Regions from separate parts of the Homo sapiens genome. Here region 1 is linked to region 2. Evidence: chromatin contacts called from ENCODE Hi-C or POLR2A ChIA-PET data. All regions are on one chromosome and are shown on one strand. Each heading gives the region's core, a stretch centred on a gene start or an enhancer-like site at or near the end of the contact. The rest is flanking DNA. Distances are from core to core; before and after follow the strand shown.

Region 1 (6,948 bases), core at 1,512-4,011, 110 kb after region 2:
GGGCCCTGCCTCCACTTTTTCATCTTTCTCCTTAACTCGGGGAAGTCTGGCTTTTACTTCCAACCGCTCAACTGACACTGTCTTTCAAAGTTTACCAATATCTAGGGTGGCCAAATGGGGATGCTTCTGAGGGTGAAAAAAAGATGCTACTAATAATTATCCTGGGACAACAGGCGTAAATGCAAACAGTCTCATCAAGAACCTCCCATCTGTATCCAAACCTCTCTTCCCAGCATCTTTCTGGAGCTTCCACAGCATTTAACACGGTCCCCATCCCTGCTTTTTGGAATCTTTGTTTCCACTAATCTTTAACACTTCAACTGTCCTTCTTTACTCGAAGGCCAGCTCAGAGCTTCTTTGCTGGTTCCTATCTCCTCCATTGATTGAAAAAGTTCCCAGATTGATTGCTTGGTTCTCCTGTTTGTCTCTAGATTTCTCCTCACAGACCTGCATTCTCATGACTTCAGCTCTCCCTGCATCATGACTCCCAAGTCATTTCAAAGTGAAATTATTGTCCAGGTCGGTGGCTTATGCCTGTAATCCCAGAACTTTGGGAGGCTGAGGCCAGCAGATCACTTGAGCTCAGGAGTTTGAGACCAGCCTGGGCAGCATAGCCAGAACTTGTCTCTGGTAAAACAAACAAACAAAGAAATAAACAAAAACGAAATTATTAGGAACTCTAAGACAGCAACAGCAGATTATTAAATCCCAAACCTGGGCCTCCTTCTGATCACAGAGCCCTGCACCTGGCCACATGCCCATGTAACCGACTCTGCCATTAGTTAAATGACTAAATAAGTATATAGTACATTCTTTCAAAAAGCAGTAAAAGGAAATAAGAAAATGGCATAAAAGAGAGAGAAAGTAGGCCAGACATAGTGGCTCACACCTGTAATCCCAGCACTTTGGGAGGCCAAGGCAGGCAGATCACGAGGTCAGGAGTTCGAGACCAGCCTGGCCAACATAGTGAAACCCCATCTCTACTAAAAACACACACAAAAAAATTAGCCAAGTGTGGTGGCACATGCCTATAGTCCCAGCTATTCTGGAGGCTGAGGTGGGAGGATCGCTTGAACCCAGGAGGCAAAGGTTGCAGTGAGCCGAGATCGCGCCATTGCACTCCAGCCTGGGTGACAGAGTGAGACTCTGTCTCAAAAACAATAAAAATAAAAATAAAAAAATAAAAAGGGAGAAAGAGAAAGGAGTAGGGTGAAGCAAAGGGGTTTCAGGGTCTGGGATTACAGAGGGGAGGGGTCTTGAAAGGAAGAGTCCTTGAAAAGACTGGTTGGTGGGAAAAGGCCTAAGGCAGGCGCTCAGGTAAAGGGTCTAATCTCAGAGAAGAGCCACACTTCTTCACGAAGGCTAGAGAATGGAGACAATGAGCATAGAAGCAGCATGGTGAGAGCTACGAGACTTCATCATGGATAGCAGAGGGATATCAGCAGAAGCATTTGTTGTTTTTTGTTTTTTTTTGTTTTTGTTTTCGTTTTTTGAGACCAACTCTCACTCTGTTGCCCAGGCTGGAGTGCAGTGGTGTGATCTCAGCTCACTGCATCCTCTGCCTCCTGGGTTCAAGCGATTCTCCTGCCTCAGCCTCCTGAGTAGCTGGAACTATAGGCACGCACCACCACGCCCGGCTAATTTTTGTATTTTTAGTAGAGATAGGGTTTCACCATGTTGGCAGGCTGTTATTGAACTCCCAACCTCAAATGGTCCTCCCACTTTGGCCTCCCAAAGTGCTAGAATTATAGGCGCGAGCCACCACGCCAGGCCTGAAGTATTTAAGACACAATGAGATGTTGCTTCGTCTCTTTATCTAATTACTGTGGTGCACAATAAAGTGAATCAGACCTGTCAGTGTCTCCAGAAAGCTTACAGTTCCAGAAGAGACAAAACACCAATATGAAATTTAGGACAAAATATGATGAGTGAGTTGGAAAACCTCATTTAGTTAAACTAAGCTTCCTAGAAATATCTTCCTGCTAAATATTTGTTAACTTGGCTTAATACAGAAGGAAAACACAAAATAATATAAATAGCATGGTAGAAATGACATGGTACATTGCATTAGGCATTATAAGTAATCTAGAGATGAATTAAAGTATATAGGAGGATGTGCAAAGCTTATATGCAAATACTACACCATTTTATACCAGGGACTTGAACATCTGTGGATTTTGGTATCTGCAGATGATCCTGGAGCCAATCCCCAATGAATACTGAGGGACAACTCTGTATACACACATACAAATACATGCACATGTGCATATATACACATTTATACATACACACACACGCATGCACACTCACACATATAGACATGCACATATCATTTGAGTCAAATCTACATGAACCTTACCTAGAGTTTTCTGTTTATTCACAGAACTGCCTAGAGGCAATAGAATACCAAGTTAGAAATCAAGTTGAAGCAACATTTACTCAGCCGCTATTTACTAGGGAGTGCTGTCTGCCAGGAATTGTTCCAGGGGCTTACGATGTTGTGATGAACACAAAATCTCCTGCAGCCACAGGACTTACATCCCACTGGGGAGGCAGAGAGTGAACATTACATATAAATATCTAACATAAAATCAGATCATGGTGTGCGCAATGAAAGAAGATAGAGGAGGTGGGGGTGTAGAGAGACAGTGCGTGTGTAGGAGTGGGCTCACACTATTTTAATCAGGGATCAGTGAAGGCTTCCTGAGATGGTGGCATTTATGTAGGAAAAGGAATGAAAAGAGGGGTGAGTCACGTGAAGAGTGGGGAGAAGAGCACTCCAGGATGAGGAAATCACAAGGGGAAAGGCCATGGGCAGGGTGTGCTTGGAAGCTCAAGGGATGGCAAGGAGCCCAGTGTGACCTGAGCAGTGAGATGAGAGGGTATTGGGAAATTAGGTCAGAGGGGTAGCTCTGGCCAGGACACTGTGACATTTGCAAGTGAAAGTAAAGATTCTGGACTTTAAGAGATACTTATCTCAGTTTTGAAAAATGAGAAGAGTCATCCCCCAGATAAGGAGGAAGAAAAATTCTAGGCTGAGGAAACAGCATGTGCTATGGTACGAAGGAGTGGCTGGCTTTGCGTCTTCCGTTGAGTTTCTGAGAGTTGATATCAGTGGAATCAAGGCTAAGAGGTGGTGAGCCTGTGCGTAGTTCGAGGCCAGGCTAAAATGTGCCCAATGCACAACTCACCATCAGACCAGCCCCGCTGGGTTCTCCTGGGTGGGAGGTGAGCCCAGTGTGCCAGCAGGTTGTGGGAGGAGAGGTCAGTTCAGAGACACACTATCATTGACAGAGAGAAGAGTTAGTCCAGACCCATGCTTTCTTCTGCAGCCATTATATTCTCTTTCCTGGGCTCAGAAGCAGAAGGCTCAGGAAGCTACTGCTCCTGAAGATGGGATCAATTACACGCAAAAGTGGACGCCTGTGCTCCTGGATTGGGAAGGTTGAAGGAAGAGAAGGAGGCTCATGAACAAATGGGCAGTTTGCACAAGGAAGTAGGGACAAAAGAGTGAAATCGCCACAAAGCGTGAAGCTCCTTGCCGTGAGCAAGGCTGGGACACATGGGACAGAGTCTCTGACAAATGCTCCCTTCTCTCTGAGAAGGGCCTGTTCCTGCAGGCCCAATTCAATCTTATCTCTGTTAAGTATCTGATCACTGCTTACCCATCAGCACACCGTGAAACAAAACAGGCCAGGCATCTCAGAGTGACCTCCTAAGCATGGAACAGGGAATTCTATGTTCTGAACTAATATGGCCCTTGGCAAAATTGTGCAACAGTTGAGGCTGCTGTTTACTAACTCCCACATCCACTTGCAGCCCAGGACTTTGCTTTGGTCCCAGCAAGGGTGTTAGCTGATGAGGCTGGATGTGTTACGCCATAACACAGCATGTTGGAAGGGGCCTTCATATAGAACGTTTGAAAGTTTCTGCTTCAGGGACCTTGTTTCTAAAGGGCTGAGGTGTGGCATGAGACAGGAAGAGATCTGCCTTACTCCTGAGAGAGGCGACTGGAACACTGCCTCTGTTCTCTTTATCTACAGAGAAAGAAAGTGATTTTGGAAGATTGGTCTGACTGAAAGAAGTTTCTGGAGTGATGAGAAAGGGGTGTGATTGGATAGTGCTTGCCTTACACTGTGAGAATTATGTGTTCCTTCATTCTTTGACCAAAATTTATTGAGTGCCTCCTATAGGCTGGGCATTGTTCAAGGTGCCATGGTTATAGCAGTAAACATATTTCTGTTGTTTCATATTTCAAATATTTTAAAGAGTAAGAACAGAATCAAAAGACGTTGGGAAAAATCCTTCCCCTCCCCTGGTGTACCTTAATAATGAGTCACCACAGAACATTCTACAGCAAGCTTGTCCAACCCCCAGCCTGCAGGCTGCATGCAGCCCAGGACAGCTTTGAATGTAGCCCAACAAATTCATAAACTTTCTTAAAACATTATGAAATTTTTTTTGCAAAATATTTTTTTTTAGCTCATCAGCTATCATTAGTGTTATATTTTATGTATGGCCTAAGACAATGCTTCCAGTGTGGCCCAGGGAAGCCAAAAGATTGGACACCCCTGATCTAGAGCAATAGAAGGGTCTGGTAGCTGGCTAGATTATTTGGGGAATTCAGGAGATGTCAATCATTTTTTTTAAAAAAAGCTTATGTTTAATGTTTTAAAAACTTATTTTTAATTTTTAATTTTTGTGGGTACATAGTAGGTGTATATATTTATGTGGTACACAGAATATTTTGATACAGGTATATAATGTGTAATGACCACATCAGGGTGTATGAGGTATCCATTACCCCACGCATTTATCCTTTCTTTGCATTATAAACAATCCAATTATACTCTTTTAGTTATTTTTAAATGTGCAATAAATTACTGTTGACTGTAGTCATCCTGTTGTGCTATCACATACTAGATCTTACTCATTCGATCTAACTATATTTTTGTACCCATTAACCATCCCTATTTCCACCACTGCCCCTCCATTCCCAGCCTCTGGTAACCAGCCTTCTACTCTATCTCTGTGAGTTCAATTGTTTTAATTTTTAGTTCCCACAAATAAGCAAGAACATGTGAAGTTTGTCTTTCTGTGCTTGGTTTATTCTTAACATAATGTCTTCCAGTTCCACCCATGTTGTTGCAAATGACTGGATCTCATTCTTTTTTATGGCTGATAAGTACTCCATTGTGTACAAGTACCACATTTTCTTTATCCATTCATCTGTTGATGGACACTTAGGTTGTTTCAAGTCTTAGCTATTGTGAATAGTGCTGCAACAAACATGGGAGTGCAGATATCTCTTGGACATAGTGATTTTCTTTCTTTTGAGTATATATCTAGCCATGGAGTTACTGGATTATCTGGTAGCTCTATTTTTAGATTTTTTTTTGAGGAACCTCCAAACTCTTCTCCATAGTGGTTGTACTAACTTACATTTCCACCAACAGTGCATGAAGGTGGCCTTTTTTCCACGTGTTCTCCAGCATTCATTATTGTCTGTCTTTTGAATAAAAGTCATTCTTACTGGGGTGAGCTAATATCTCATTGTAGTTTTCATTTGCATTGCTCTGATGACCAATGATGTTGAGCACCTTTTCATATGCCTGTTTGCCATTTGTATGTCTTCTTTTGAAAAATGTCTATTCAGATCTTTTTCCCATTTTTAAATTGGATTATTAGATTTTTTTTCCCTATTGAGTTGTTTGAGTTCATTATAAGACTGGTTATTAATCCCTGGTCAGATGGATAGTTTGCAAATATTTTCACCCATTCTGTGGGTTGTCTCTTCACTTTGTTGATTGTTTCCTTTGCTGTGCAGAAGGTTTTAAACTTGATGTGATCCCAATGGTCCATTTTTGCTTTGATTGCCTGTGCTTGTGGGGTATTACTCAAGAAATCTTTGCCCAGATTAATGTCCTGGAGAGTTTCCCCAATGTTTTCTTGTAGTAGTTTCATAGTTTGAGGTCTTAGGTTTAAGTCATTAATTCATTTTGATTTGATTTTTGTATGTAGTAAGAGATAGGGATCTAGTTTCATTCTTCTGCATATGGATATCCAGTTTTCCTAGCAGCATTTATTGAAGAGACTGTCCTTTGAGCAAACTGTGTTCCTGTGACTTTTGTCAAAAATGAGTTTACTCTAGGTGTATGGATTTGTTTCTGGGTTCTCCACTCTGTTTCATTGGTCTGTTGGTCTGTTTTTATGCCAGTACCATGCGTTTTGGTTACTATATCTCTGTACTATAATTTGAAGTCAGGTAATGTGAGTCCTCTAGCTTTGTTCTTTTTGCTCAGGATAGCTTTGGCTATTCTGGGTCTTTTGGGGTTCCATGTCAATTTTAGGATTTTTTTTCTATTTCTGTGAAGAATATCATTGGTATTTTGATAGGGATTGCATTGAATCTGTAGATTGCATTGGCTAGGATGGACATTTTAACGTTGATTTTTCCAGTTTTTTATGTCCTCTTCAATTTCTTGAATCAATGTTTTATAGTTTCCATTGTAGAGATCTTTTAGTTCTTTGGTTAAGTTTATTCCTACCTATTTTATATTATTTGTAGCTACTGTAAATAAGATTATTTTCGTGATTTCCCTTTCAGAATGTTTGCTGTTGACATGTAGAAATACTACTGATTGGCTGGGCTCAGTGGCTCACCCTGTAATCCCAGAACTTTGGGAGGCCAAGGTGGGAGGGTCATTTGAGACCAAGCGTTCGAGATCAGCCTGGCTAACATGGCAAAACCCTGTCTCTACAAAAAATACAAAAATTAGCCAGGCGTGGTTGTGCACACCTGTAATCCTAACTACTCAGGAGGCTGGCACATGAGAATAGCTTGAACCCATGAGGTGGAGGTTGCAGTAAGCTGAGATCACACCACTGCACTCCAGCCTGGGTGACAGAGTGAGACTCCTTTTCAAAAAAAAAAATCTACTGATTTAT
Region 2 (6,614 bases), core at 493-2,992:
GAATCAGACACAGACTAATTGAAATAAAGTTTATTTACTTTGCTTATCAAAACAATCAAGGTATGCCTAGTGTTTGATAACTATGTCAATATACCGGTCACAAGAATTTACCTTTCCCAAAATGGTTTTCTCATATCATGAAAAACATATACACATATGGGTATAGGTTGCCCAATTTCAAAAAGAAGAGGTCAAGGCAAGCGACTTTGAAAACAAATTAAGCTGCTGCTTCACTGATTAGGGAACTTACTGGTAAGGAACCCTCATTCCTCAACCCACTTCCCCCAGATATCAGTAAACATTTTCTCAACTCGGGGGTAGTCAAGTGCCTCAATTTCTCACTTCATTTATTATTTTGAATTAAGGTATTGCAGCTTACTATAACACAAACCAAAACACAGACATTATATGGGGAGGATAACGCATTGAACTTTCGTTCACTAATGAGTAGACCCAATTAGTTTATTAGATCAGCCAAGCAAGGAGAAACTAGACTGTGAAAGTCTGAAAGCCCAGAAAATTGTGTTGTGGTTAAGAAAAATTCACACGGAGTAGGGATAAAGGGGGGGCACAGTGGATGCATAGAACAGGCATAAAAAGACAGAATTACTTTTCAGAAAACATTCATTCATGAATGAATTCACTTGTTAAATTATCCTCCGCACATAGCAAGAAATCTAGAAGTCAGTGGATGCTGAGTACATATTTACTGACTATTCTTTGGGAACTTGGTATGTGCTAGGAATTGGGGTGATAAAACTTTTTACCAATATATGGCAAAAAGCGATGTGCCTTAGGAAGTGCAAAAAAAGTGCTGTGGGAATCCACATGTCAAAGAGGATGAGGAAAGGGCATTGTAGCAGTAGGGCCTTTGCAAAGGCTGTATACCCTCTTCTTAAAACTGCTCACCTCTCCTCTTCCCAGGTCTCAATTGAGAAGTCATCGTTTTAAAACGACAGGTCTTTCCCATACCTGGCTAAAATCAGTTTCTCCTCTACTTCCTCTTCCTCAGCCACTACTTTACTTTGTCCACAGCACTTAGCACAATCTGTAGTTGTTCTGTTTACTCATTTTTACCTCCTACCTTCCCTATTACACTTCAGGATGGCAGAAACAAGTCTACCTTGTTACTGGGGTGTGCCGGGCATAAAGTGTGCGCACACTTTTTTTTCTTCCTGTTTTTCGAGATAGGGTCTCGCTCTGTCGCCCAGGCTGGAGCGCAGTGGCGCGATCGCCGCTCACTGCAGCCTCGAAGTCCTGGGCTCAAGCGATTCTCCTCCTTGGCCTCCCAAAGCGCTGGAATCAGGGGTGTGAGCCACCTGGCCTGAGTGACTGAATCTAAAATATGGAGTCAAAAAGGGGTATTGGTGTAGGGACAGAAAAAAACTGGGTGTCCAGACATGAATTCCAATCAAAGGAGCCGGGCCTTCTTGGCACATCGCGCTCCGAGAACCCGGGAGGGATCCAGAGAGGCGGGGACGCCCTTTGTCACCGGCCTGAGGGGCGGGCGTGGCTTCCCTTTGCAACCCCTTCCCCCAGTCTTGACCGCAGGCCCTTGAGGGCCACCATCACTTCTGGGTTCCCGGAACGCGGTGGGCACACTCGCGCCAGGCGCGGGTACCAGGGCCTGCCTGGGGCCCCCTCCTCCACTCGCGCGGCGTGGACACCGTTAACTGCCTGTGGCTCAGGGCGGTGCCGCCGCCACCCCCGCGGCACTCGGCTCCTCTCGCCAGCCCTGCGCCACTCGGCTCCTTTCGCCCGCCCCGCGCCCTCGGCGGGCCCGCCCCGCTCCCCCGCGGCGGTCACCCCATTCATTCCGCGGCTGCACCCACCAATCACCGCTCACCAACAGCGCCGCATCTGGCGATGGGGCGGGGCCTCGCGAGGAGCACGCTCGCGCCCTCCCCGCCTTGAGCTCGCTCCCGGGCCGGGTAATTCCCGGGCAATGACCAGACCTCGTCCCCGCGCTGACCCTTCCTGGGGACATCGGGTGGGGGTGGAGGAGGCGCTGAGCTAGGGAGAGGAGGGTTGTGCGGCCCGGACCACGCAACCTTGGGATCGGAGGGTGGTTGAGGCCTTGAGGGAAGAATGGAAGGCGGCCTTGACTTCTGGTGCTTCCACGCCCTTCAGATCCAGAGCCCAGAGCGTCCAGGCTGGAGTTTAGGACGTTCATCAGAGTCCCGAGACGCGCGAGTGGGTGGAACCGCGTGGGGCGGGAGAAGAGGGGGAGATTAGGCAGCAAGAAAATGGTCCCCGTGGGCAGTTCAGCCTAAACCTGGAGCTGGGGAAGGGCCTCTGGAGAGAAGCCTTAAATCGTTACTCATCTTTCACAGTCTTTTATAATCGTGAATGAGCCCTCCGTTGTAGACTGTTAATGCGTGTCCAGGATGCCCGAGAGTGGGGGTAAAACAATAAAAGACTCCTCCTGTTGTGATTAAAATTATATTTGCTTTTTGTATCCTCCTAAGTTCCATGATATTGAAAATGTGTCTTGTTATATTTCATAAATGAGCTTTTAAAAAACTTCTGAGATATCTTCCAAAAAGTATCACTCACCAGGGAAGAAAAGAAGAGGAAACCTAGTGGCTTTTCTGTTGACGCCAAAGGTTACTCCCTCTGCCTCACCATAAAAAAAAAAAAAAAAAAAAAAAAAAACAAACCCCAAAAAAACAAAAAACAAGAAAAAGCACAGAAAGCAGTTTGGCTTGCTTGTAAAGTCTTGGTAGATATTTCTGCTTATCATTTAATCCTTTTAACAAGTCTGTAGGAATAGATGGGTATTACCACCAGTTGTAGATGTTGAAACAGGCTGAGATTCATCTGGCCAAGGTCATACATAGTTTGTAAGTGACAAAGTGTGGGCCTCTCACCGGTAGACGGTCGTGACTGCAATTGTCCAGGTTCTTGACATTTTGAACAAAGAATTGAACAAAAGGCCCAGCAAAGCAAAGAAAGAATGAAGCAACGAAAGAACGAAAGCAGGGATTTATTGAAAACGAAAGTACACTCCACAGTGTAGGAGCTACCAGGGCAGAGGCTCAAGGACCTGGATACAGAATCTGCCTGGGTTCAAATACCCTCTAGAGGTTTGTTTCCCTTTGGCCACTTCATGCTCACCTCATGTAAATGAAGTGGTAGCCCGCAATCAGTCTGATTGGTTGTAGACAACCATTCAGAGGCTGGAGTGAAATTACAAAGTTGCAAAGGAAGACTGGACCCGCAATCGGTCTGATTTGTTGCTAACTCCCAATTTTCCAACTGCCTGGCAGAAAATGTCAAGGGGAGTAGCCTCTGATCCTCTTGTTACTTCGGGGTGGAAAGTTAGGGTTTTCTTTTCTTTTCTTTCTTTTTTTTTTTTTTTTTTTTTTGGACGAAAGTCTTGGTCTGTCACCCAAGCTGGAGTGCAGTGGTACAATCCCAGCTCACTGCAACCTCCGCCTCCCAGGTTCCAGTGATTCTCCTGCCTCAGCCTCCCGAGCAGCTGGGACTACAGGCGCGCGCCACCACTCCATGCTAATTTTTGTATTTTCAGTAGAGACGGGGTTTCACTATGTTGGCCAGGATGGTCTCAAACTCCTGCCCTCGTGATGCACCCGCCTTGGCCTCCCAAAGTGCTGGGATTACAGGCGTGATCCACTGCGCCCCGCCTCCTAATTTAGTTCTAGGAAGTTGGTGTGAAACAGCTTTAGGTTCCCTGCCTCCAGATCCTATTCTCCTGCCTCAGGCCCTTTCCATACTTCTCTCCCTTACATCATGAAATTTCAATCCACAATAAATGGAAGGTGAAAAGGAATCTGATGATTTTGGAGTCCTTAGCTAAAAACTGCATCTAGCCGAGTACTAGCACCTCTTGGAGATGAGTTGTGTTTTTTGAGAACTCTGTTAAGTACATAGTTTTCATGCCAGTATTATGAAAGGTAGAAGGAGAGTTCCTTGAGATTCTGAAGTGCCAGGTCACGTGAGTTGATGACTTTTGTAACCCTGGGCTGACCTGAAACAAAACAAGACCTCTTTCGGTTGCTAGGTATTGCCTGCAAGGATGCTGGAGGGCTGCCCAGGTCTTGTTCAGGGACTTCAGTCTTTGTGGCAAGCAGAGTACAGAGCCGTTGGATTAAAGACTGAGTTAATTAGGTCACAGGATGCTCTTTGATGGGGGGAAAGCAGCAAACTATGATGGGACTTTTAGCGCAATCTGGTTTAACAGATTAGCCAAGTGTATCTGCTCCATGCTGTAGGCACACAACAATGACTGAGAAATCTTTTCTGCCCACAGGAAAAGGTTACAGTTGGGGTAGGGTGCATCAGTGAGTCAAGTCTATGAATAACTAGTAAAGGAAGGCAGCACATAAAGTAACAATGCAAGTAAATACAAAGCAAGAATTATGGTGTATGCAATGAGTTTTGGCAGAGCAATTGAGGTCAAAATTAAAAGCAAAGAAAGGAGATCCCTTTAGGTTGCAAGTTGAGAATTTAGAACTTTTCTGCATCAAGCTGCCAGAGTGGCCTTTAAAAAGAAATGCCAATCCCAAATCCTTAAACAACCTTTAATAGCTTTCCCATTGCACTTGGTACAAAATCCCAAATCATCGCTATGGCCGAAAGACCTGCCTGAGGTGGGTCCTTGCTTACCTGCCCAGCCTCACTGGCACCACTCTCTACACTTGCACCATACTGTTCCTCTCTGTGAGTTTCTCTCATCTAGGCCTTTTACGCGTGCTGTTCCCTCTGCCCACTTTACCACCCTGCCCCACTTTTGTACCCCTTTATCCAGTTCATCTGTCCCTCCCATCTTGCCTTCAAATTACTTCCTCTTGTGTCCGCAATTGGTGGGTTCTTGGTCTCCCTGACTTCAAGAATGAAGCCGCGGACCCTCAAGGTGAGTGTTAGAGTTCTTAAAGATGCCGTGTCTGGAGTTTGTGCCTTCAGATGTTCAGATGCATCTGGAGTTTCTTCCTTCTGGTGGGTTCGTGGTCTCGCTGACTTCAGGAGTGAAGCTGCAGACCTTCCCAGTGAGTGTTACAGCTCTTAAAGGCCTCACGTCCGGAGTTGTTCGTCCCATCTGGTGGGTTCGTGTTCTCGCTGGCTTCAGGAGTGAAGCTGCAGACCTTCGCGGTAAGTGTTACCGCTCATAAAGGCTGCTCAGACCCAAAGACTGAGCAGCTCCAAGATGTATCCCGAAGAGCGAAAGAACAAAGCTTCCACAGCCTGGAAGGGGACCTATCTGACCCCACACACATCTTGCTGATTGGTCCATTTTACAGAGAGCTGATTGGCCCATTTTGACAGGGTGCTGATTGGTGCATTTAGGAACCTTGAGCTAGACACAGAAGTTCTCCAAGTCCCCATTAGATTAGCTAGACACAGAGCACTGATTAGTGCATTTACAAACCTAATTTAGCAAGACATAGAGTGCTGATTGGTGCGCTTACAATCCCTGAGCTAGACACAGAGTGCTGATTGGTGCATTTGCAATTCTCTAGCTAGACATAAAAGTTCTCCAAGTCCCCACCAGATTAGCTAGATACAGAGTGCTGATTGGTGCATTTACAATCCTCTAGCTAGACATAAAAGTTCTCCAAGTCCCCACCAGATTAGCTAGACACAGAGTGCTGATTGGTGCATCCACAAACCCCGGAACTAGACACAGAGTGCTGACTGGCACATACAGAATCCTCCAGCTAGACATAAAAGTTCTCCAAGTCTCTACCCGACTCAGGAACCCAGCTGGCTTCCCCAGTGGATCCTGTGCCAGGGCCACGGGCAGAGCTGCCTGCCGGTCCTTTGCGGGGCGCCTGCACTCCTCAGCCCTTGGGCGGTCGATGGGACCGGGTACCACGGAGCAAGGGGCAGCGCTCATCAGGGAGGCTAAGGCCCAGTGGGAGCCCACCAGGCGGGCGGGGGGGCGTGGCTCCGCCATGGCGGGCTGCAGGTCCCCAACCCTGCCCCATGGGGAGGTGGCTGAGGCCTGGTGAGAATTCGAGCGTGGTGCCGGCGGGCCGGCAGTGCTGGGGGACCTGGTGCCCCCACCGCAGCTGCTGGCCAGGGTGCTAAGCCCCTCACTGCCAGGGCCTGCCGTGGCCGGCAGCTCCCAGTGTGGGGCGCACCCAGCCTGCGCCCACTGGGAACTCGCACTGGCCTGCGAGCGCTGTGCGCAGCCCTGGTTCCCGCCTGTGCCTCTCCCTCCACACCTCCCGGCAAGCAGAGGGAGTCAGCTCCGGCCTTGGCCGGCCTAGAGAGGGGCTCCCACAGTGCAGTGGCAGGCTGAAGGGCTCCTCAAGCATGGCCAGTGCTGACGCCAAGGCCGAGGAGGTGCTGAGAGCAAGCAAGGGCTGCTAGCACGTTGTCACCTTTCACTCTGAGAAGCTTCCCTTGGAAATAAGGTCCACTATCATCAGATTCTTTACTTTGTTCCCCATGTACTTATCGAAATTTTTAAGATACTGTTATTTGCGTGATTGTTGATTACCTCTTTAAATCCACCTGTTCCATAATGACACTCTTTCGCCATAGGGCATATAACAATTTGTAATATATATTTATTTATACAGTTGTCTGTGTTTATGTCTGCTGGCCCCACCTGTTTTTAGGCTCTATGCAGACATCATTTCATTTCC

Evidence for each region. Hi-C counts contacts between places; a loop is a spot of excess contacts on that map. ChIA-PET counts read pairs that join two places held with the same protein, here RNA polymerase II (POLR2A). Pooled maps may share reads with other maps.
Region 1: POLR2A ChIA-PET joins it to region 2 with 19 read pairs in activated B cell. The contact joins two enhancer-like sites. A Hi-C loop is called at or near these places in 1 of 168 maps with a recorded cell type or tissue (GM12878) and 3 of 50 pooled maps. POLR2A ChIA-PET finds 5 or more read pairs at or near these places in 3 of 52 experiments (GM12878, MCF 10A and activated B cell).

The regions. Positions count from the first base shown.
Region 1 is chr6:53,462,213-53,469,160 of GRCh38, forward strand. The region is part of intron 2 of GCLC-AS1 (GCLC antisense RNA 1); the gene reads left to right. Among named protein-coding and RNA genes, the nearest start is that of GCLC-AS1, 34 kb to the left of the region's middle. Within about 2 kb of position 2,762, at least 11 of the 41 ENCODE cell types and tissues checked have a DNase peak (open chromatin) inside an H3K27ac peak, as active enhancers do.
Region 2 is chr6:53,357,654-53,364,267 of GRCh38, forward strand. No RefSeq gene overlaps it. Among named protein-coding and RNA genes, the nearest start is that of ELOVL5, 12 kb to the left of the region's middle. RefSeq lists a silencer at 1,599-1,958 and enhancers at 1,710-2,218, 2,219-2,726. Within about 2 kb of position 1,743, at least 38 of the 41 ENCODE cell types and tissues checked have a DNase peak (open chromatin) inside an H3K27ac peak, as active enhancers do.